Linked DNA regions of Homo sapiens: all the other regions are linked to region 5. The links are chromatin loops, found by intact Hi-C in ENCODE. Cell type or tissue: PC-9. All regions are shown on one strand. Region 1 overlaps LOC153910 (a long non-coding RNA gene). Region 2 overlaps HIVEP2 (HIVEP zinc finger 2). Region 3 has its middle 170 kb from the start of ADGRG6. Region 4 overlaps ADAT2 (adenosine deaminase tRNA specific 2). Region 5 overlaps HIVEP2 (HIVEP zinc finger 2).

The links. Hi-C counts contacts between places; a loop is a spot of excess contacts. Peaks named below come from ENCODE experiments on the same cell type or tissue, not always from the same donor. Only the 100,000 strongest peaks of a DNase experiment are listed, where the experiment ranks them.
Region 1: it touches region 5 in a loop (10-fold over the local background); 5 of 110 quality-filtered maps call a loop at or near these places.
Region 2: it touches region 5 in a loop (11-fold over the local background); 25 of 110 quality-filtered maps call a loop at or near these places.
Region 3: a loop joins it to region 5, with 13 times the contacts of the local background. A loop is called at or near these places in 3 of 110 quality-filtered maps.
Region 4: it touches region 5 in a loop (9-fold over the local background); 5 of 110 quality-filtered maps call a loop at or near these places.

The regions. Positions count from the first base shown.
Region 1 is chr6:142,563,974-142,568,973 of GRCh38, forward strand. All of the region lies in intron 1 of LOC153910 (a long non-coding RNA gene), which reads right to left. Among named protein-coding and RNA genes, the nearest start is that of ADGRG6, 260 kb to the left of the region's middle. In PC-9, a CTCF peak has its summit at 3,034 (motif pointing right); a DNase peak (open chromatin) is centred at 3,018.
Region 2 is chr6:142,754,206-142,759,205 of GRCh38, forward strand. The region is part of intron 9 of HIVEP2 (HIVEP zinc finger 2); the gene reads right to left. Among named protein-coding and RNA genes, the nearest start is that of HIVEP2, 190 kb to the right of the region's middle. In PC-9, no CTCF peak of the experiment used is centred here; a DNase peak (open chromatin) is centred at 2,276; H3K27ac peaks cover 1,253 bases.
Region 3 is chr6:142,472,718-142,477,717 of GRCh38, forward strand. No RefSeq gene overlaps it. Among named protein-coding and RNA genes, the nearest start is that of ADGRG6, 170 kb to the left of the region's middle. In PC-9, CTCF peaks have their summits at 2,159 (motif pointing right) and 2,358; DNase peaks (open chromatin) are centred at 1,924 and 2,204; H3K4me3 peaks cover 274 bases.
Region 4 is chr6:143,425,455-143,430,454 of GRCh38, forward strand. It overlaps ADAT2 (adenosine deaminase tRNA specific 2), which reads right to left. Exons shown (of 6, transcript NM_182503.3): 5 at 3,158-3,230; 6 at 1-3,052. The coding sequence ends at 3,009. Among named protein-coding and RNA genes, the nearest start is that of ADAT2, 23 kb to the right of the region's middle. RefSeq lists an enhancer at 2,015-2,084. In PC-9, a CTCF peak has its summit at 1,943 (motif pointing left); a DNase peak (open chromatin) is centred at 1,837; H3K27ac peaks cover 291 bases.
Region 5 is chr6:142,882,813-142,887,812 of GRCh38, forward strand. The region is part of intron 1 of HIVEP2 (HIVEP zinc finger 2); the gene reads right to left. Among named protein-coding and RNA genes, the nearest start is that of HIVEP2, 60 kb to the right of the region's middle. RefSeq lists an enhancer at 2,141-3,340. In PC-9, no CTCF peak of the experiment used is centred here; DNase peaks (open chromatin) are centred at 2,669 and 4,169; H3K4me3 peaks cover 366 bases; H3K27ac peaks cover 2,806 bases.

The DNA of each region.
Region 1 (5,000 bases), 320 kb before region 5:
CATTCAAAAACTGGCCAAGGCTCCCAAGGCTTTCTAGGCTTATGGATATTCCTCAAAATTGACACAACACATGCAAAAATGTGCCTACAATGATCTCCTCTACAGGGAGCTCAAGACTTCATTTCTGTCAGGACATTTGGAGAATGGCGGGCTTGATTAAGAATGTGTACAGGGCCAGGTATGGTGGCTCACACCTGTAATCCCAGCACTTTGAGAAGACTAGGCAGGCAGATGGCTTGAGCCCAGGAGTTCAAGATCAGCCTTGGCAACATGGTGAAACCCCCCCTCTACAAAAGAATACAAAAAAGTAAGCCAGGTGTAGTGGCACATGCCTGTAGTCCCAGTTATTCGGGAGGCTGAGATAAAAGGATTGCTTGAGCCTGGGAGGTCGAGGAATCAGTGAGCCATGATTGGGCCACTGCACTCCAGCCTAGGTGACAGAGCAAGACCCTGCCTGAAAAAATAAAATAAAATAAAAGATAAAATAAAATAAAATAAAATAAAATAAAATAAAGAAGATACACAGAAGGGCACATGATGAGGGGACTTAGGAGTGGGTTCTGCAGTGGAAGTGCCCGTGCAACCTTGGATAAATTACTCAAGTCCTTTAAGCTTGGTTTCCTTATTCACAAAATAAGAATCAGAAAATCTATCCTCTTGGATTTCTATATCCTGGTAATTCTGCTTTTCTGGTGAAATACTGATCGATACAATTCCTTATGGGGAGTTGACTTCCCTCACTGAAGTGGGGGGCAGGGTGTCCATTTCCCATGACCCCTTAATTCTCAAACTCGAAGTGTCCTATTCCTTGAGCCATCCCTGGCCACAGGAGCAGAACCTCATGAAGGTGAGTCAGTCGGTCACCTCCCAGTCCCCAGCAGCAGTGATGGACTGAGGGCTGTGCACATTCGCTAAGTTGATCTAGTCAGGGGAATGTCCAGGTCTCTTACTAGATAACATGAGTAAGAGCACACATGGCTCTAGGAGTTCCCCGCAGCCATCTCACTAGCTTGGGTGAAGTTAGTCTGCAGACTGTTGACAACAAATATTTTTGTGTTGTAAAATACTTGAAGAGATTTATTCTGAGCCAAATATAAGTGACCATGTCCCATGACACAGGCCTCAGGAGGTCCTGAGAACATGTGGCCAAGGTGGTCTGGGTGCAGCTTGGTTTTAGGGAGGCATGAGACATCAATCAAATACATTTAAGAAATACATTGGTTTGGTCCAGAAAGGCCAAAGTGGGGGTGGAGCTTTCCAGCTTGTAAGTCGATTTTAAAAAGTGGGGAGTTTCCAGTTTATAGGTAGATTTAAATTTTTTCTGATTGACAATACGTTTATTTATCTAAAGATCTGGGATCAGTAGAAATGAGTGTCTGGGTTAAGATAAAGGATTGTGGAGACCAGAGTTCTTATCTGCAAAGGAAGCCTTCAGGTAGTAGGCTTCAGAAAGAATAAGTTGTAAAATGACTCTTATCACACTTGAATTCCATGTTGATATTAATGCCAGAGAGGTATAACGAGGCATGACCACCCCTACTTCCCATCATGGCCTGAGCTAGTCTTGCAGGTTAAATTTTAAGAGTGCCTTGGCTGAGGACGAAGTCCATTCAGATGGTTGGGGGAACTTAGAATTTTATTTTTGGTATACAGGACAAAGCAGACAGGAGGAGTAAGGCAGAACCAACAGCGGAGAAACACAGTTGCCGCTTTAATGATGGTGTGGGCCTCTGGAACCTGAATCCCCACTTGGCTTTCACTTTAAATGATCTCTTTCTTTAAGAAAAAAGGAGAAAAAAAAAAAAAAGGCCCAGCGCTGTGGCTCACACCTGTAATCCCAGCATTTTGGGAGGCCAAAGCAGGCTGATCACTTGAGGTCAGGAGTACGAGACAGCATGGCCAACCTGGCGCAACCCCGTCTCTACTAAAAATACAAAAATTAGCTGGGCATGGTGGCAGGCGCCTGTAGTCCCAGCTACTCAGGAGTCTGAGGCAGGAGCATCGCTTGAACCCTGGAGGTGGAGGCTCCAGTGAGCCGAGATCACACCACTGCACTCCAGCCTGGGCGACAGAGCAAGTCCCTGTCAAAAAAAAAAGGAAAAGGAAAAGAAAGTTGAATTTTCTGCAATAGGAAGCATTGCCAATGCGCTCATTCCCAGTGGGACTCAGTCCTCTGGGAGTAAACACATAGCTCAGTACCTGATGCTGTGATGGACCCAGGTCCTCACCAGAGACATCTGGTGTCCTTTTAGATGGGTTGGGAGGGGCCATGAAGGAAGGACAAAGATTCTACCAAAGAGGAAAAGATGTTCTGTCTTTTTTTTGAGAGTCCGGCTATGTCTACCATAACAGACCTGGAGGGCATCTTTCCCAGCTTTGTTGGGAGACCTTATAGGAGATAAAGTCTACGAATATACAAATTATAACAAAGACCTGAGATAAGGAAAAAGACACAATTGCCCATTTACATCCTCTGAGCATCTGCATCTGGTCCTATCTCAGATCCCACCTTTGCATCTTCAAAATTCCTAAGCAAAAGATTCTCATTTTTGCTTTAATTAGCTGGAGTTACGTTTCTATCAATTCCAACTTAAAGAGTTCTGATGAACGTGTATCCTTTTCCAGATGGCTTTGTTTAAATGCAAATATATCCCGTAAGATGACTAACATGAGTCCAGGGGTACAGGGACTTGATGACAGAGGTGGCGCAACTGTGCTCCCTGGGACAGCCTCTAGGCGGCGGCCAAATGCATGTGTCTGCAGGCCCCACCCCCACCCCATGCTAAGCAGCTCTACTTCTCTCTCTTCTGTTGTATGGACTGGGCTTCTGCATGAACAGCTGTTTGAAGAAAGGAGTCCACGGTTAAAAGTATTTGAAAACCACTGGCTTGTCAGATTTAACAGAAGAGAGCAGGGCAGGAAGGCAATGGGATGTAGAGAAGTCTTGTTTTCCAAGGCCTAGAAGAACTCTGCGAGAGAGGTCTGGAAAAGATCATGCAGTGCTAGAAATGAACACGAGAGGGCAGCCTAGAGACACTGGCAGCCTTGGCCCTAGTCCCAAAAAGGGAAATTTTCCTCTTTCCAGATGTGACCAACCCCTGGCTTAGACTGCCTGCCTCAGTCATGTTTTTCTTAATTTCATTATTAAGTATTAGTCCTCACTCCCTATCGTGACTGTCTGAATTCAACTATAGTGAGAACAGATACCAGAACATTTTCTGTTGCCGTTGCTGCTAGTCATTATGCCTCTTGGACATTTTGCATAATAGGTCAACTTTCCATGGATGTGTGTTTTGTTTGTTTGTTTGTTTTGTCCTATTTTTATGAAAATGATCATTGTGGAGAGAGACGGGTTATACCTCTGTACCTGTAAGTTGCTCTTTCCAATTTATCCACCAGACTCCGTGTGCTTGCTAAGCCCATCTCCCGCTAGGACCCGTATTAAACGATTAACCACCCTGGGTTTCCTAATAATGGGGAACACAAATTGATCTCTCAGCTGTTTTAACCTAAGATCCAAATACCCACGCTGACTCCAAGGTTTTTGACTTCCTATAAATCCAGGCAACTTTTTTTCCTGGATGTTCTCCACAGCCTTGGAAACTAGAATTCAGCTGGAATGGTTTCTACATAAGTGAATAAAAGTCTGTGAGGTGAACACTAAACTCCCAGTCACCTGGCTCTCCCTGTGTCACAAGGTCTTCTCGCAGAACAAACATTCCTGATCCAACTATTGACAGGAGTACAAGGCTCTCTTCGTTTCCCTTGGCTCCCCAAATCTCCATTAATCATTTCCTCACTGAGACCATTTGCTGAAATGCTCTGTAGCTTCAAAGTTGAATCTATTCTTGCTTCTTAATAGGCCATCTTATTATCTGGCTTTCTTTTCAAAAGCTCTTTATGTTCCTTCTTCTCAAAATCATTTGCACTTTGCCAAATGATACTATTTTGAATAACAGTAAGAGCATTCTAGAAGTAAATTGTGATCTAAAACTGGCTTCATCAAAATAAAACAGATTAAAAACTGTAAATGGGCCTAATTCAAAGGGACCTGAGCCAAGGAGGAGAGGCAAAAGTCAGCTAAACTTCTAGACTGAATTTAAGGAGGACCACCTGCTTCAGTATCACTTGGATTACTGGTTAAAAATGCAAAGTTCTGCACCCAATATCTAACTTTCTAAATCTCTAGCAGTCATCTAGACATGTGCATTTTAAACACCCTCTTCGGGGCAGTGATGCACATTGAAGTTTGAGAGCCTCTGCCCCATAAATAAAATAAACCTATTTTATTTATATGGCCTTTTTCTCAGCCGGATACATCTCCTCACCTTGGAGGCCAAAAACAAGACTTTGAACACTTGTTAGCCTAATACTGCTCCATGACCACAGACTGTGTCCTAGCTGTTCAGAAATCCTATTCAAAAGCCACAAGGGGGACCAAGCAAGAGGGTATGGATGATACATTAACTCAAATCCATCTCTACTATTGAAACGACCATGCCGGAAATATCCCTTCCTGATCATAAGGCACTGGTATCATGAGAAATATCACATCAGTGGATATGCAGGTCAGCATTGCACTATGTGTATAGGGGAGTCTAGAGAGCACCTCTTTCCATTCTTGTAGATTCCAACCAAATTATTCCTCCCTGTAAATTTCTCTGTTCCCAGCATCATTTCAATCTCTTCCCACATCATTATTTTATCCTTAGATACCTGATTTAGATTCATGTATCTATCACTAAATACAGTAGAGGTGCTCTTGAAGAAGTTTATGAAAAGATGGGTTTTTGTGCTTTGTTTTTTGGGAGGTTTTTACTTTCTTTGTATAAATCAAATCAAATTGTTGAATATGTCTTTGCTCATGATTCTATGAAATTTTGAGTTCATAAAGAAAATAAAATTTATCACCAGCAGATAACCTGCATAGCACACAGGACTTTGTTGAAGGGTATTTATTCAGTACAGCCCAGTGAGAGGACTCTTGGTCAGTGGAACTA
Region 2 (5,000 bases), 130 kb before region 5:
AGAGACACATTTCAGCTCTGTTTTTTTCACAAGAGATAATGAAAAGAAATTAATGGATAATTGGCAAAAAAAAAAAGTTTACTGAGCAAAAAACACTAATAAACATTAATAATATTTTTTTTAATTCAAAAGGAAATAAAAAGATTACCATCTGTTGCTATACTGGACAGATTTTTAATATTTTTCTTAAGTGTTGATGAGTATATAATTGGAATGACAAGTCTGAAAATTGGCTTTTTTAAAAAGTTTTCCACAGAACAGATGACAAAACAGTGGTGAGGATCCACAAACTGGTTCCTCCAATGTGTAAGACATTGGTCTAAAGGAATGCATTCCTGCTAAGAGATACTCAATGCAGAAGGCCAGCTTCTCCATCCAATAACAAACCAAGTCCATTTAAGTCTTACATCAATAATAATTTTTTAAAGGAAACTATCCATCATAGAAGTAGTTAACATTATTTCAGACAGTTAACAACTTATATTCGACTCTATACTGTGAACCAAAGATGACTGCATCTTAATTCTTTTGTTCATATTATCATTTCCACCTCAATATCTTCTTGGCAATCAATGAATTAAGGATGCTTAAAATGTTCAGCCAGAATTTCAGATTTCATAGTCCTAGTCCTGAAAATGGAGAATTTATTTTCTATACTGTTTCTGTAGTGAAATACAACTTAGATTGTCAGATTATCAGGTTTTAATATTATCATATTTTAATTAATGTGATTCATTCTTTAATGGATTGTCATCTAAAAAGGACTTCATTTATTTTTCTATTTTTTGAGAACCAAAGATAGATAGATAGATATAAACCCATACAGTATGGTAGTAGTCCAGGATAGAGCCAAAGAAACTGTTCTATTTCAAGAGTTTCAGTTCTAAAACTCAAGGTATGCTCTGCAGCATTAAAGATTCATCCAGTTCTATCTAGATTATGATTTCTGCTACTCTCTAAGATGCTTAGCCCTTACCCTTCTCTGTGATATATCATATGCAAGCTGGAAACATGGATTCTCCTGAAAGTGTGAGTGAAACGGTGCAATCATTAACACTATCGTTACCACGACCTCATAAGCTGGGAAAGGTGGGAATTTTACGGTATGAGAATCATTTAAATTCTGCACATAGACAAAATCCCCCTTGTATTTAATCAGGTTTGGAAAAGGCACGTCTCCTTCATCAAACACCAGTTTGGGAGGAAGACCTGTAATGCCTACAGTAACGATCTTTGAAGATAATCAAGTACGTTTTCTTTTAATCACAGCAATCACAGATTCAAAGTTTAAAATAAAACCGAGCTTGGTTATTTTTCTGTTTTACTTCTGGCTGCTATTCCATGACCTCCATTGCATACAACCAGTCAGAATGTGGATCTGTGGGGAAACCAAGGAAGTGGAACAGAAGTCAGAGAGAGAGAGAGATGTCCTATTACGTAAACTGACTTGAGATCCCCAAATCCAGGCTGACAAATGGAGTCATGAATTGTCCTCTAAAACTACAATAATACTCAGCATGTTCTAAATCCAATAAAATCTTATTAGTGCTACTAATGAAAGTTTCAAATTCAGCCCTTCACTGATTTTAACCACAGAGCTACGTGTACAAGTAGAATTTCTACCATGTGGCCACTTCCACTGCTCCAAGCCCCACCAGGCATTTCTACACATCCTCTCTCCTCTCATTCACCCCTTCTTCATCCTCCAAAGAAACTCCCAATAAGTTTTCTCTACTTTGGTTTTTACTCCATTTGCAATCCTATTGTTTTGTAATTTGGGCCTTATAAATGTGGTGGACAAACTTCCATCTTACTTAAATCTCAGTAAGAAAATTTTGTCGTGGAAAAACAAATAGTGAATTCAAATGTAGATTATGTTAAGTGCATATGTATGTATAGACACATATACACATATGTACAAATGTACATACACAGATATCTATATACACATCTATACGCCATGTACCAGATCTATTACCCTACGCATCTCTTCAACAGTATGGCAGTAGGGACCTCTAGATGCAAATGATGAGAGGGAGGTAGAAGAGCAAGAGCCTCCTTGGGGGCAGCAGGGAGCAGAGAAGGAGAAGTGACCCATTTGTGCTCAGTCACTGGCTGGGGCTGCAGGGAGAGCATGGCTTTGGCTTCAAAACAGTCCTGTCCTGAAGGTGCTGACATGCCAGCAGGAGGCTTGTCTGCCCACTACATTCCTTACAGCTGAATGGCACGTTCTTTCAGGAACAAAAATCTGCATGGGCCACCTCCCTGGCTGCCAGAAACAAATTAAAAAACTGTGGTCAAGAGGTTAAGTGACTCGCCCAAGATCACACAGATAACAAGGGATAGGAATGAATGTTGACTGTTTCCCTAGACACAATCTTCATCTACACTACATACTGAGGGCCTGGACACACCTTTGTTTCTCTTCCTGCTACCTATCTACAAAAGCTTTAAAATGGAAAAGGAAATTTATTTATCAAAAAAAAAAAGATAAGGCCACAGCCATAATATTATTTCATCCTCAACCTCGAACCATGCGTAGTAGACCCTCAAAAATTCAGTAGATACTGAATAAATGGATAAAAGATACCTTATCTATCTATCTATCTATCTATCTATCTATCTATCTATCTATCCGTCCATCCATCTGTCTTAAAATTAAAACTAACAGGGGCACTGGAGCACTTCTACCTCCTTCTCATCATTTGTGTCTAGAGCTCCTTACTGCCACACTGTTGAAGAGATGAGTGGGGTAATAGAACTGGTATATAGATGTATATATAGATGTCTGTGTAGGTACATTTGTACATATGTGTATATGTGTGCATACATATATATGCACATACACTTAACACAATCTGCATTTGAATTCATTCATTTCTTCCCAACCTGTGTTGGCTATGATCACCATTACTCCAAACGCAGGCAGAATATGACTGGGCTGTAAGGTCCCTTCACACCACAGTCAGTGTCCTGTGGTGTGAGAAAGCATAAAGTGGGCAGTGCTTGGGACGAACTGTCCCTACATCAGGGAGGATTCCCAGATCTGTTCCCTCATACCATGTGAACAATGCAGCAGGCTATACATCCTCTAAAGAGAATTAAACTGGGTAACAGGCCAAAAGCATCATAAATGATAAAGTTTAATAACACTATGAAATATAACCATGATCAGCCAGGTGCGATGGCTCACACCTGTAATCCCAGCACTTTGGGAGGCCGAGGCAGGCGGATCATGAGGTCAAGAAATCGAGACCATCCTGGCCAACATGGTGAAACCATGTTTCTACTAAAAATACAAAAATTAGCTGGGTGTGGTGGCACGTGCCTATAGGCCCAGCTGCTTGGGAGGCTGAAGCAGAGAATTGCTTGAACCCAGGAGGTGGAGGTTGCAGTAAGCCAAGGTCGTGCCACTGCACTCCAGCCTGGCGACAGAGCGAGACTCCATCTCAAAATAATAATAATACCCATGATCAGATATTTAAAAAAAAATGAAACAAAACAAAAACACATCAAAAAAACTTGTACAAACTCAGTGACTACTAAAACTCATCTCTCTCTAACTTTCTGGGCATGTATCTAAAAATCAGATGAACTCCCTTAGTCCACTCTTCCAATTCCTTTGCCTAACTTGACTGTGGGTTGCTATAAATTTTTACAACCACAGCATGTTTGCGATAAAGGCTTACTTTTTCTGACTGAAGAATCGCATGTTTGCAGTTGACTGAACATGCACCACTGTTTCACAAATGCCACACTCTCAATCCACCTGGCCAATGCTAGAACACAAGCTGCAGGGATGGCAGGGAGAGGCTCATCTAACACACTCTGCCAGCATCACTGCGTGTATACCAGAGAAAGCATGTGTCATCCCAGACTTGGTATCCCATGATCCAGGAGATTTACAGTTCTCTATTCATGCTGCAATGGCATAAACTGCAGAAGATCCCTCTTTCCTACTTTTGCTAAGGCACCAAAACCTGTGGAAATGTATCTCTTTTTCTTATTAGCTTGCTAATTTGTTAGCTTGGTAAACAACATCCCAATTGCTATATATGTTTCTGCAGGAATTGCTTCATCAAGATGAAGTTGGTACCAGACTTGTGAAAAGATGGTGCTGGGGATGGGGACAGGAATGCAGCAGCTTTCCTAAAGTGAAAAAATGACAGGCTGAGCTCAGGATTCAGGGTGGTGGAAGGTGATGAGAGGGAGAAAATTGGCTGCCAGGGCAGTGATAAAACAGAGCTGGGAGCTGGCAGTGTCTCCTCTGGCTGTGAAGGATGGTGCTGATGCACTTGACACAGAGATCCGGAGCAAGGGAGTACAACAAAGAGTAGAAACCAGGAAATCAAAACACATTCAAGGCAGACAGATTCCAAAGGTATCATGCCTCTGTCTATGCTAAGTGCATGCTTTATTCATTTTTTAAAATCCTACACAAACTGAAAGAGACATCACAGTCTACTGAGCCGTGGAATTAGGCAGGACAGGTGCTTTTATATGAATTTGTATTAAACCTACTGCTTAAATGTAATCCATGGTGGTTACTGTTATCTTCACTTATAATGAAGGCATATCATAGAAATCTCTGCACATTCTCACTTAGCTCTCCTGATTTCCCGTTCTCCTTGGGCCCACGCTTCCACTGAGCAAGTGCACTTGATAGTAGTAATGGCAAGAAAAGCAGACAGGCTCATGTCTTTGATTTATAAACATGCCGAGTGTGTCATTCTCTCCTCTCCCTGGCCCTGACCAGTTTCACATGTCCCCTCATGATGGGCAAGGTAGAGTTTATTAAAAAAAGGAGTTTTTGAGGCCAGGCGCAGTGGCTCATGTCTGTAATCCTAGCACTTTGGGAGGCCGAGGCAGGCAGATCACTTGAGTTCAGGAGTTCGAGACCAGCCTGGCCAACATGGTGAAACCCTGCCTCTACCAATAAATACAAAAATTAGCCAGGTGTGGTGATACACGCCTGTAGTCCCAGCTTCTCGGGAGGCTGA
Region 3 (5,000 bases), 410 kb before region 5:
AGCCATAAAAGACCATGAATAGCCAAATCAATCTTGAGAAAGGACAAAACTGGAGGCATCACATTTCCTGATTTCAAAATACAAATCTAGAGTAATCAAAACATTATGGTACTGACATAAAGACGGACATACAGATGAACAAAACAGAATAGAGAACCCAGAAATACACCCACACACCATGGTCAGCTGATCTTCACAAGCATTCCAAGAACATACAACAGGAGAAGGATAGTCTCTTCAACAAATGGAAATTGGAAAACTGGATATCCACATGCAATCAACTGAAATTAAACCCTTATCTTAAACCATACATAAAAATTAACTAAAAATAGATTAAAGGCTTAAAACATAAGACATGAATTTTTAAAACTCCTAGAAGAAAACATAAAGGAAAAGCTTCATGACTTTGTCGTTATATTGACTTAACATATGTAGTCATAACAGTGAAGTTGAATTTTCAGAAACTTCACGCTGAAGCTATCATTGATGTGATTCATTTCAATTTACCCTGGTTTTTTAAGCATCTACTATATGCAATGATCTGGGCACTGCAGGGGATCCACTGCGGAATAGAATCAACCCCACACCTTAATAATGTCATGGTCTAGTGGTGAAAGCAGGTAATGACAATACAAGGTGATTAGAACCATAATATCAAGGAGCTTTGGATATGATATTTGATGGTATTAAGGCATTATTAATTTTGTGATGTGTGATAATAGCATGGTGATTATGTTAAAACAACCCTTATTGATTAAAGACTCAATTCATTTTCTATTGCCACCATAACAAATTACCACAAAACTGACGACTTAGAACAGCACAAATTTATTCTCCTAAAGTTCTGAAAGTCGGAAGTTTGAAAGAAGTCTCATAGGTCTAAAATAAAGACATCCACATGGCTGGTCCTTCTAGAGGCTCCAGGTGTGAATCCATCCTTGGCCACTTCCAGCTCCTGGAAGCTGTGGCCAAGATTCCTTGACTGGTGACCACATCATTCCAGTCTATTTCCATTGCAAGTGTCACATTGCAGGTCTCTGATTTTGGTCTGCCTGCCCCTTCTTCTAAGGATCCTTGCGATTACATGGGTCTCTCCTAAATCACATCTAGGATGATCCCCCATCTTAAAGTCTTTAATCACATCTGCTGATGGGTTATATAAGGTCTCCTCTTCACAGGTACTTTATCTTAGATGGGGGGTGTTGGGAGGACACTTTTTTTTTTTTTTTGAGACGGAGTCTCATTTTGTCGCCAGGCTGGAGTGCAGTGGTGCAATCTCGGCTCACTGCAAACTCTGCCTCCCGGGTTCAAGCGATTCTCCTGTCTCTCAGCCTCCCGAGTAGCTGGGACTACAGGTGTGCGCCACCACGCCCGGCTAATTTTTGTATTTTTAGTAGAGACGGGGTTTCACCACGTTGGCCAGGATGGTCTCGATCTCTTGACCTCGTGATCCTCCCGCCTCGGCCTCCCAAAGTGCTGGGATTACAAGCGTGAGCCACTACGCCCAGCTGGGAGGACACTTTTTGAACAGGAAAGCAGAAATGCTTATCAGATGTAATGGTTTTCGAAGTTATTGCCTTAGAGTTTCTCTAGAACAATCCATATTTTATAGGACACAATTGTAGCCCAGAGGAAAATCTCACTTTGTAGCAACGTATCTTGGCTTCTAAGAAAAAAAAAAAGGCCCACAAGGGTTTATTTTAAAATATGGTGAGGGAAATCTTGCTTTTGAAGAACCAGGCCTATAGCTAGTGGACCTGGCATTTTCCCAGGGTTTCTGGACTCTCACAAGCTCACAGTTCATAAGTTCTCTGAGGAAGGATTTCCACCTCGCCATAGGCCCAGCCGTCTCCCCTTCCCTCTAGCTGAGGACCGGAGTGTCCGCAGGGCGGCGCCCAGCGCCGGGGTTTGGTTCCTTTTACCTCCCGGTGCCTCTGTTCCTTAGCTTCCAGCCTTTCTTCTCCCTGGCTTGCTTGGCTTTCTCAGGTGAGGGTACATATTTCTTTTGTCATTTTGCACAGAAAATGTAAACGTTTCCTACTCTAAAAAGATCACCTTTAAAATTTGCTTATAACAACAATAAGATATTCCCACAATTTTTTTTCTCTAAATGCTATTACTGCAATATAAAAACAAAAAAGGAACAAGTTCCTGAAGGATTTCATTTTCACGGATGCAACTGTAATTATTCATGTGACCAGAAGATGGCAGTACAGCATTAATAACAGTGGCGCATCCCTTAGAACAAAATGGCTTATTCAATTTTTTGGAGCTTGGTAGACCTAGCTACTAAACAAATATTAACGGATCTGCTACTAAGTGCAAGGGTCTTCTGGGTTGCATTAGTTAATAAAAGAGACAAAAGCTGCTCTAATGGAGGGTGCTAAACTAAACTTGCAAGCACAATTAAGAAGAGAGAATTGTCCCAGTCTTGTCTTTTAAAATTTCATCTCACTGCTCCTCATTCATTGAAAGTCACATTTCTGAGAGAAAATATTATAGCAAAAGGAAGGAAGGAAAACAAAATACAACAAAATTCTCTTATAAATGAAGATACTTTAAAAAGGCAAAGTGACTTGCCCAAACACACTGGTAATGATTAGCTCCAAGTCTGTTGACCAATATTTTCTCTATCCGTGGTACCACACTGATTCTCGAAATCACAAATTCAGGGATTAAGAATGCCAGTCCTTGCCCCATCACTGACCCCTTTGTGGGATCTTAAGCAAATTATTTAATTACTTTTATGTAAAAAGTAAGGCATTGGACTAGGTAAGTTCAAGCATTTTTACCAAGGGAATGTTTTTTCCTTTTTTTCTTTTTAAGACTCTTATTCAGAAGTTCAAAACCTAAAATAATAAAGGAAAATGCTAGAGTTGAAAGAGACGTTTTCCTCTTGAGTTTCCTCCTTTCTCCCCTAGAATCTTAGGTTTCCTCAGAGCACAGTTTGTAAACTATCAGACTGGGTGATCTTGTAAACACCTTTCAGCTCTGAATATTCATTATCCCTCAAGTTCATTGAATTAATTGTGAGATAGCAATACCCTCAAAAGTGATTACTGTTTGGTAAAAAACAAAAGCAACAACAACCAAAAAAAAACTAAATCCTGAAGATGATGACAAACTGGAATAGTCAATTGTTAAGAACAAAGAGAAACTGACTTTTAAAGCATTTTCAATATTTTTCAACACGATGCCTCTGAATAATGACATTATCTTCATGCTTTACAGGGCCCTTAAACACACTCAGCCAGGTTTCCGCTGTGAACATCCTCTGGCACATGCTCTCAGAAATGAGAAGGTTGCCTGTGGAGAACGCTGTGGCTCCCCTGCATTTAGGCAACAGACTTTTGGCTGTAGTAAGTGCCAAAAGCCAGAGGTGGTATGGCTTATGCTGCACCATGGTGTATTGGGCCAAAGAGCTCTGGAAAACCGTTCAACCACATGGCCATCAGCAGTGATGGGAAGGGCAACTTAAGGTCAAAGGACTATGGGAGGGTGTCTAAGATGGGCCTTAGAATTAGTCTTCCTGGGTTTGCAACAGAGCTCCAACACTTTTGACAAGTTACTTTGGTTTCTAAATTTTAATTTTGGTTAATAACATTACTTCCTAGGAATGAGAAGACCTCATAGGGCAAATAATAGCAGTGTATGAACACCAAGTAAAAGTTTCTGTTTTCTTTCACAGGATTCCTGCAAATATCTCCAGGCTGGGTTCCTCATCGGTCCTCCACCTTTCAATCCATCCTCCACACAACAGACTGAATGACCTTTAAAAGATATGTCAGATCTCATCGCTGCACTTTTAAACCTTTCAATGACTCTCTCTTGCACTTCCAAGAAAATTCACATTCCTCACACTGACCTACAGCCACTGCATGATCTTCCTTGTCCACTCTCTGACTTTATTTGGCACTCGATGACCATATTCCAGCTGCACTGGCCTTCTGACAGTTCCTGGAATAGCCCAAAACTTTTCCAGTCTTTAGAACTCTTGTGTGTACTTTTTTCCCTTTCCCAGAACACACTGTCATTTCCTAAAGTCTCAGCTAAAATATTTCTCATCAGACAGGTCTTCTCTGACCACCCTGTCTAAAGTATCAACAATAAAGTAAACCTTATTCTTTAGCATAGGGGTTGGAAATGTTTGACCTGTAGGCCAAACTGGCCCACCATGTTGTTTTTATATATAAAGTTTTATTGGAAAACAGCCATGCTTATTCATTTACGTATTAACCATGACTGTTCTGGTGTCACAGTGGCCAAGTTGAATAGTTGCATAGTTGCAAAGCCTTTTATCTGGCCCTTTATAGAAAAAGTTTATCAACCTCTGATCTATCAAGTAAGCATGCACTCCCATTAGCATTTCTTCATTTCTGTTTATTCTCCAGTACCTTCAGGTAGTTGCTTTTTAAATTGTTTAAGTTTTATAGTTGTTTTCTTCAGAGTAAGTCATCCTGTGGAATCTTTTTTCCATTATACCCAGAAGCCAATTCTAGTTATTTTAAAAATTCTGTTCAATAGTTCCAATATCTGAAGCATCTCTAAGTCTTGTTCTATAGTTGATTCATCTATTGAAAGTGGGTCATTTTCTCCTATTTTTAACTTTATATATCTGGTATTTTTTACTGAATGTCTAATATTATGTGTAGAAGAATGATGAAAACTGAGGTAAATAGTATTTACACGTAGTAATAGGTACCAGTTACCATTACTGGTTGTTACTGTGGTAACAATGGTTACCACATTTCTGTCTGCACAAAAGTATGGCGGGCTGTGTCAATGTAGTCAATAGTTATGTGGAGTTTGGTATTTTATGTTGCTTTTGTAACCTGTACAACACAGTCTTCAAAATCCTTGACAGGATATTTCTGTTGCCTTGTGTCTTGTGAGCATCTCGTGCAGGCCTGTGGAAACAAGCCTGCACATAAGTGTGAGCTCACCTTGCATGAGCTTATGGTTATTTTAAGTTGATATGCTAGCTTACACTTGGCTTTTAG
Region 4 (5,000 bases), 540 kb after region 5:
AGTGAGCTGTGATCATGCCACTGGACGACAGAGTGAGACCTATCTCAAAAAAAAAAAAAAAAAAGAAAAAGCTGGATTCAAGACAAGTAAATGTAATGCTGGACCCTAGACTGGACCTGGGATTATAGGGTAGTGGGAGAACTTCTTTACAGGACATTATTGGGTCAGCTGACAAAACTGTAATACAAATGATAGATTCAAGTATATCAATGTTAAATTTACTTAAGTCAATAACTATACTGAAGCATTTCGGGGTAAAGGGCCATGGTGTGTTGTGTTTGTGTGTGTGTGTGTGTGTGTGTGTGTGTGTGTGTGTGTGTGTGTATTTTATATATATATACTTTTCCCAGTAAAAAGTTTAAAGAAAAATTAAGAGTTCTTGCCTACACTGAAGCTCTTGGCCATCTATTTTCTCTCCATGATACTCCAAATACAACACAGGAAGAGATGGTTGTGCCAAGTAACAAGAAAGCACAAAGATATTTTAACATGATCTTTTATCAGTGATTGAAGCCTACCAAAGCATTACATACCACCCATTCTCCACAGTTTGTTGCAAAGACCAGCAAACACTGGATAACTCTAGCAGCTTCTAAATGTAATCATTTCCCCCTAATTTCTCTCAACAGGGCAGTGATTCTAAAACCTTTTTGTATCTCACCACTTTCAGAACTATTTTGTACACAAAACAAGTCTTTCAGCTGGTGTCTTGGACAGGCACTATCAGTATCAATCAATGGAATTCAAGCTGTTGAACTAGGACATCTTAATATTTTAACCCGTGTCTAAGTAGCTGGGGAATGTGGTACTCAGGAAGCTGAATGACCTCAACATATATCCATAATTCCTCACTGTCACTTGGAAATTGCTAGCAGAATTCCATAGAGCTAATGTCTATGACACCCTCAGTGGTCCTGCCCTCCAATCTGCAGTATGCCATATTAATGATTTTCTCCCAAAGCGATGGAGGGAACTGTGCCCCAGTCCAAACATTTAGGACAGATTTTCGATAGGTTAATTACTGAAGAGGGAACCAAAAAGATGGTAAACCACAATTAAATTGTTCAGCTATGCTTCAGAATCAGGAAACACTACTTATCCATCATTCTCCAAAACAGCAAAGACGGAACATATGTATATTGTTAAGTCTTTTCTATCCTTCCCTGTCTATCACTTTATTATTTCCTTCATTCTTTTAGTAGCGACAGTCTCTGGGCTAGAATGCTCATATACTATTTTCGGCTTTGGCTTTTTGTCCTAGATAGTCTTCTTATTCACTTTTCCCCAAATTTCAATCAGTAATTTCATTTAGCAAATGTTTACCAAGAACCTACTGGACATAAGATGCTCAGCCAGACTTACTGGGTGGTACTCTAGAGAGGCAAAACTCCAGGTTGGTTGTCCTACAAATAATCCCCAAGAAAATGATATGAACACAATAAATGCAATGAAATCTGCTTGCAGGAAAGCATAAGAAGCCAGAAATGAATTACGACCAACTGCAAAAAGGAACAAACTAGTAGAAGCACTAAAATTCAATGAGAAGATAATTTTTAAAGTGGATGAAATTGAAGGTGCATGTAACATTATCACAGATTTAAAATCATGCATATTCTCCATAAAACTTTTCAAATGCAGTTAAACACACACACACACACACACACACACACACACACACACAAAACCAAGCAATTATAAGTCCTCTGAAGCATGTAACTGTGATTAGCTGCTACTCTCAGCAATATAAAAATACTTTCACCACAATTACATTCCAGCCTGTAATGTAATTCAAAACAAACAAGTCAGAGACATCGCTCAAATGACAGAACCAACAAATACAGATGCTTTGCATCAAGGAAATGAATCTACTGAAGAAATGCAACTGAGGAGCAGCAGCCCCTCCAGGGCCTGGAGCTGAGCTTCTGGTGGAACGGCGAGGCCCCCTTCTGGGCAGAGGCACACAGTGCGCCCAGAGGGCTGTGCAAAGCTGCCCTGTAGTCATGGAGGTGAACTGGGGACTTCCTGCTGTGGATACCCTTTCCAGTGTTGTGTTCAAAATTTTACATTTTAGATTTTAAATTTATTATATGGATTATAAAAGAAATAACCATTTGTTTCAGATTAAATTGATCATTCTATTTTTCAGTCAGCATTCTCACCACCAAATGGCACCTATCCCCTTTACCCTGTGTTCCTTTTGCTTTTTGCCATAACTCTTATTGTCCTCCAATAAACTGTGTAATCTATCATATCCATCTCCCCTTGCTAGAATATAAGCTCCATGAGGGTGGGATAATTTGGTTTTTTGCTCAATAACAATTGTCCCATTTATGTCTTTATCTTTTAAGACTATTCATCTTCAAATAAGACATAAATAAGGTTTTATTATAGCAATATGCTATAATTTTTAAGTGACAACTCAAGCACTTGTTTTAAAAGTATGCATTTTTTCTAAATGCTTTATAAAAGCAAAGTCTTTTCTAAGGACCATATAATTATGGTCTCTATATACACAACTTATATACAATTTAGAGAGAAGTCACAGCCCCCAGTGCCCTGGAAGAACATCGTAGCTGCAAAAAATGAAGAATCTGATTCTGAAATGCCAGTCCTGGAGAAGGTGTTCTCAGGGTGGCAAACTGCAGTCCAAACACACTCCAGGTCCCTGGGTCTGGCCACACATTCTCTAAGAAGTCAGCACTTGCCTGGACTGGGCACTTGTGGCTAGAAGGGTATGCACTACTTGCTAATTTCTAAAACCTCAAACCTTAATTTTCCCCCATCTTAAAATGGGAATCAGCTTCTGGAAAAGCTAATAACTGTTTACAATTGTCAGACTTCTAAAAAGTGCTAATTTGTTCCCTTAACAGAGCAAATGATGAGAGACACCATTTTCCTGCAGATTAAAAACAATATATAAACATATGATTCAACGATGTCAACAGCTTTCAGTCTATGAATCTTGTCCAGGTCACTTTGGGTCACTTGGTTCTTTCATCAGAACATGTTCAAGATTTCTGACATTCCTTTTTCCGAACTTTCGATTTTGGTGCTGTGAAAAGAATAGAAAAGAAAAAGAAAATGAAGAGGTAAGCTCATAGCAGATTCTCTTTGTATGGATTTAAGGGAAGGACATTATCCACAACAGAAAACTGACCATTTGGATTTTCTTGTTTGTAGAAGGTCTTTAACATTTCCACTGCTTCCTCAGCCCGATATCCAGGGATACACTGATGGAATGAGAAAGTTGAGAATAAACATAGGCCTATGAAAATGTGTGCTGTATCCCATAAAAACAACATATATATACATGATTATGTAAACAGATTTCAGATGTTAATAAACTTTGGGGATATTAGTAACATGGGTAAGGAGGTACACTTCCAAAAGATGTTTGATATATCATCTTTTTCATTACTCCCAATCAACTGTTATTAGGCATCACTCCCAATCAACTGTTATTCATCCATTAACTATTATAGAAGTTACCAGCTTTGTGATCTTGGGTTAGGCACTTAAACTCTCCATGCCTTATTTATACAATGCTGGCAATAATAGCACTTACTTCAGGGGATTTTGTGAGGATTAAGTGAGATAATACCTGTTAAATACCAGGCACATCATAAGTGCTCATTAAGCATTAGTTATTTTTATCTGCTCCTATTTACTAGTGGTCCATTAAGCATTCCATGCTATAGAGCTAGGGTTGGCAAATTATACTTGGTGGACCAAATCTGTTCCATAGCTGAGAACTGTGAGCTAAGAATGGTTTTTATATCTTAAAAGCTTTGTTAAAGAAAAAAAAAGACTAGGTGACAGAGATGTAAGCGGCTCACAAAGGGTGAAATATTTACTAGTTAACCCTTTGCAGAAAAAGTTTATCAACCCTTGCTACAGAGGATTTTAAAAAATAAAATACAGCTTGTTCTATCTTTAGCATCTAACTGGGGAAAAGAAATCATAACATGTGAAAGAATAAATAAGAAATTGTGCTAACAGTAAGGAGTGTTATATGAAATATTACCTGAAGAACATGAAACTTGAACTTGCCTTAGAGATAGAGAATATTTAAAGAGGCTAAGCAGAGCATTTCAGGGAAAGGGCAAGAAGAAGCCTGGGTTGTGTGTGAGGAAATCAGCTGACAGAGGAGGAGACTATTAAGGAAGCATAAGGAAAGAAAGACAAAAAATTGGGGTAAAAATATGTACGGCTTTGAAAGCTTGTCAGAAGAGTTTGGACTTAAAACCAAGCACCCTTCTGAAGTGCATGAAGTGACACAATGAGCATCTGGAAGGAAGGAGCCAGAAAGCATAGGCACAGAGGACAGGAGGACCAGCTACTGTGAGATGCTGTTCAGAACGAACCTCCCATTCTCCTGTGTCTTCAGTCTGCCCTTGCCTGGGCCTCCGACACCTGCATAAACCTTCGCCATAACAAATAACCTTCCATCCACCCTGTCCCGTCAAAGGCTGACACCCTGCTCCTGCCTTCACTCCTCAGTGGCCTCATCTTCACTGGCTTGAGTTCCCAGCACTTCACTGAGTCTGCCCTCTCAGAAATCCCCAGGTCCCTACTGACCAAAACACTTGCCTCCTTTCAGATTCCTCAACTCTGCAGTCCTGGAGGCAACTGGCCACACCTGCTCTGTCTGACCGCTCTTGCCTCCCTTGGCTTCTCAGCATTTTACCATCCTAACCACTGCCAGCCAGTCCCGTCACAGCTGCCCCCTGCTTCCTGCTGTGTTAAGTGCTGGAGCTCCCCAGAGGTCCCCCTCCACTCCACTCGCACACTCAGAGCCCTCTCCTCTTACGTGGGATGAGAGCAGTGGTTCTCAACCATTGCTGCTCAGGAGAACCAGTTGGAACTCTCTGGAAACACAGCACTGTTGGCCCCCTGCCTTCTGATTCAGATGGTCTGGGGCAGGGACTGAGCAGAGTCAGGCACAGAAGCCTCCAGGTGATTCTAACGGGCAGTCCGGGATGAGAACTGCTGAGTTACAG
Region 5 (5,000 bases):
CACATTACCTCAATGTTTTAGGTTGGTTTTTGGTGTTAGCTTCACTCTCCTAAACCCTGCAACACAATAGGAAGCTTAGTGAAAGGACCACATATTAACCAGGAAACTCCATCACCTGCACTGACCAAAGCTGATAAACTAACCACCCATACTACATTCAAATAGTCTGATCATCTATAAGTAATAAAAGTGTCTCCATAGAAACCAAGTATACAGGGAAATCTGCTTACAGTACAGGATCTGCTTGAACAAAAAGACTTCACTTCAAGCCAAGATTTTGCTCTAACTTAGGTTTACACATCATCATACACGGATAGCATTCGATATCACACCTTTGGAATTTCACAGTCCTGAAGATTACAAAAAGCTCTGCACATGGAGAGAGAAAGGGGGGAAAAGCTTTGGGAGAAAAGATTTGCATATGTAGTTACAAAAATACCAAAGCAGATTCCATGCTAAGCTCTGCCAAAAAGAGAACAATTACTGTTGCCCATCAGCACGCAGCCTTGAAATTATATTCTCTTCTCCAAGCAGAAGCAGTCATCAGATTATCAAAATGAGGTTATCCTGACTCAATTCAAATAGTTCTTATATGGAATAAGCACAGTGCAATCAACAGACAAGCAGCTATTTCCTTCCCACACAAACTATAATCTTTTGTGAAATATATTTTTAATGAAGAATACATAACCCTCCTACATGTTTACTTCTGCCCTCACACTCCTACACATAAAAGTGCAAATACATTTTAAAGAAAGGGAGAAGAATTTTATAGCTTCTAATAACATCCCTTACAACGTAGGGCAAAGAACAGTAGCATCTGAACTAACCCTCAAATGAAACTTTTTCATATAGTGTGATGCTTATGAAAGTAAAGCTAGTCTCCAGCAGCTCCTCAGGAAAAGTACAATGAAATCGACATAAACAATGGATCTCACCAATATTTTAATAATTTCTTTCTAATTAGATGCATTGTGAAGGCTTAATTCATTCAACTACTAATAACTCAAAACTCACAGAGCTCTGAGCTTTATCTTTTGCAAATTTCAAATTATAAATTTCTTGTCATGAGTCATTCTGCTACTCAAGAAGCAAGTTTTCAAAAGGAAGGTTTTTCTTTTTTGTAGGTAACATTTATAGTGACAGTCATTTTTCTTTCTCCTTTAATCCCTTGAATTTTAAATGTCTAAAATTGAAATAATATGACTTGATGGGTGAAACATTTTTACCATTAGGTTAGCTGATTTGAAATGAGGCTATAAAAATAATTATGAATGTTCATGCCCACTTAACAGAATTGTAAAACAGATAAAAGTTTTAAAATCTCTTTTTCCACTAGGGCTTTTTTATCCTACACACAATATCTGTTTGAGGGTACTGGATCTTGGAATGCATCTCATAATTTGGTTCCTAGGAGGGAAACCATTAAGAAATTAATTACAGTGACAAGCAGCCTTGGTGATCTCTTACATTAAGGGAATATGCCTTTGTTCTGGAAAAAAAAAAGGAATAAAACTTGGTAAGCCAAATCAATAAGTGTCTTTAAAAAAATAGCCTTAGAAGATCAGAAAATCAATTTTGCCTAAATGTGTGAATGATGTAATCCTATTACACTAAAAGGAGTGTTTTAATTTTGCCTAATTGTCATTTAAAAAAAAAAGAACAAAATAATCGCTGAAAAGGTAGACTAAACAAACATCGACAAACCAGTGTCGTTTCATTCACACCTAGAATGATGTCGTTTCATTCACATCAGAAGAGAACCTTGTCTCCTTAACTCAGCAAAAGCTCAAGAATTACTTTTGCAAACAAAGTAGCATAGGGTAAGGATAGAGACAGGAAGAGAAAGAAGAGGAAGAGAAAGAAAAGGAGGAGTTAGGAAGACAGACTAGCAAAAAAGTTTGGGAGATGGACACCGTTATCCAAAAGCAAATGTAGCTGCTGATGCTAGTGACTAAATCTCACTACATCCAGTTCAGGAACCTTATTCACACGTGTGTAAGAAAGAGGTGGGGAAAAAGCAAGACAATGAGAAAACATTTTTGTGCATTCAGTTATAATGCATTTTCACACACATACACAAATGCACTGCTCTGCTCCTCAAAGCATGCTGATAAGAGGTGCACGTTAACTTTCAAAATCACCTCCAGATAGATACCCAAGCATATAGAGATTAAAAACGACACTAAATTCCTACATAGCACTAGGAATGCTGGCACACCTTTAAATTCAAAATCTCTGTTTTTATACAGGATTGTAATAGTCCAGTTGCTCATGGACCAATCTAACTGATTTGGAAAACAAAATCTTAACTAATTGAAGAAAACTCAGTGCCTTCTCCAGTCAACCCCATGGAGTTACTCTGCGCAGCCCATGGCAAGGTTCTGACTGCCAGCTTCTTTAGGTCCAGGAAATGCACCTTTCCCCACACACAGCCATGGAGGAGGGCTAAGAAACAAACTGAGCCAGAATTGCTGCTGTTCACAAAAGGAATTCCCCCTCCCTTCCCCTCCTTCTCCCTCCCCTTTCTTCTCTCGTCCCTCCCCCATCATCGCTGGAGAATAATATCACTCTGCTACCTGCCTTGAGCAACACCGTGAGCCCCTGTCTTCAAGCATTCAGGGAATTTAACAGCCTGGAAATTCCTGTTGTCCATTCGCTGAGGTCACAGATAAAGCTAAACAACAAGCCGTGGTTCCCATCAATCATAAGTCACTCACTGATAGAATGTATGGTAGGAGACCTGATGGAAGCGAGTCACCAGAGAAAATACCCACTGATGACGCATATCCAGGCATAAAAATAGTTACAGGGCCCTCAAAGGGATTATTCAACAGCCTACATTTAGACTTTCTTACAAGAGACCTGAAGTCAACGTGCTGCAGTTAAGTGGCTGGAGAGTTGAAGTTTAAGCTTCCTCAACAGACATAACCACAGAAAGCTGTTTTAAATAAGCTCCCACAATAACAAGCTGTTTAGTAAATTTTAACACAACTTTATAAGCCGTAAACAGTACCACCAACTATCTTATAAAATGCCGCCTAATCTTCTATTTTATTCACTTTCTCCTTCAAATAATGATTTCTCTTCTTTAACTCGTAGTCCCCAAGCAGTAATATTTAATCAGTCCAAAGAAATACAGCCTTACTTGCTTTCCAAATAAACTTTAGGAAAACAACACAAATTGCTTTCTGCATCTATATCTTTATAAAACATGCTTTTAAGTAAAGCTTAATTACAAATTTCACCAAAAATCCTGACATTTTGCCCACTGTATTTGCAGTTATCTTTTTCATGAATTGGTTTGATCCTTTACAGAAATAATTACCACATGTATTACATATACCTACTAAATATGGTATCTTATACAAAGTAGGCATTATTATTGTTTGACAAATGAGTGAGTGAATGGATGAATCAATGAAATGTTATGTGCAAGTATTTTAATTGAGCAAATGACAAGTAAGATGTTAACTAAGACAAATTCTGGTTTTTTTAAATTTTATGAGGAGGGAAATAACTTTTTATATGTATAACCATTTTAATAGTTTTCAAATCATCTGTTCTCTTTTCCTCCCACTCAAACATATGCATAGCTACCCTGCAAGCAGGTCGTTCACAGAACTTTCATATCAGAAAATGCTGGATTTTCGCACATTTTTATATTTAAATATCTAAAAATGTTCCCTTTCCAGTTTGCCTTAAGCAAATGTGCTGACACAATGAACAATGAAGGCAACTGGCTATGACAGAACCCAAAATTCTGCCTCAGAACTTGAACACTTCCGACTTGCAACACCCTATTTGTTAGTCTTATTACAAATCCTTTCCTAATTGTGGACAGGTTTCCATTGTTACCCAGTTAATTATTAGCCATAGAAATTTATCTATGATAGAATTTATCTCAGTGCTTAATGTTATTAACTATCTTGCCCACACAAATGGCAAAAAACCTGTTAACAACACTGTTCTAACTTTTGACAAAACATGTTTAGGGCTTTACTCTGGAGGGCAGCTCTCCAGTGAACAAGTAGTTAACAAAATGACATTTCTCTTCCTGTCCTGGTAGGTTCTACATCACTTTCCTCAAGAATGATAACACTGCTACAAATACAGGTGCAACATATTTTTAGTACTAAGATTTCACAAAGCATTCACGTTTCTCTCCTGTGCATATGTGTCAACAGTATGTGGCCTAGTTTAAAGAACCTAAATGGAAATGTTCACTGGTGCCCTCTAGTTGATCATTGCTAAAGCAATTTTGAGGAAGTACACGTGTACCTCCATCATCCCACTCATAAATATTGTAAAGTTCCCAATCAACATTCAGCCATTAATTCCTGACATAAAATGTGAAATAAAAAATGAAATTTAGAAACTGCTTTATTTCATAAGGTTTCATTATGCATTTTTTTGGAAAATGAACAATAAAGAAAAACTTTGAGAAACAGAAAAAAAAACCTAAAAGATAAGATGAGACATATTCCTATTTGCCAAAGAAGAAAGAATGTATTAATACTTAATATTAACTCAGAAACCAAAAATGTTTCACTAATTTTACAAAAGGATAGTTCAAAATCAGCCAAGGCACCCTGAAATGATCATGTTTCACCCTGCTACATACATTTGACAGCTTTCAGTCATGGTGGTCTATGCTGGTCAAGTCTGAACTGAGGATCCTCAGATAATTTTAAAACAATACCAATATCCAAAGGAGACACTATTCCAAATTGCACTGACATATTAACTATCAATTCAGAGATCACCGATTGAATCCCATAAAAGGTTATTTCCATCAGCACTCTTAGTTTTAGTAATTCCAGGCCTGTTAAATTTACTATCAACAGAACAATTGTTTTTTGTTAAGAGAAAATGAAACTTCCTTACCCTAGATTAGAAACTATGCTATCATTACAGTTATTTAAATCTGTGAGATCATTTCCTGCATTGTCTCCTCCAATGAAGAAGTTAAACAAATCACCGTTTAAAATTTAAAAATG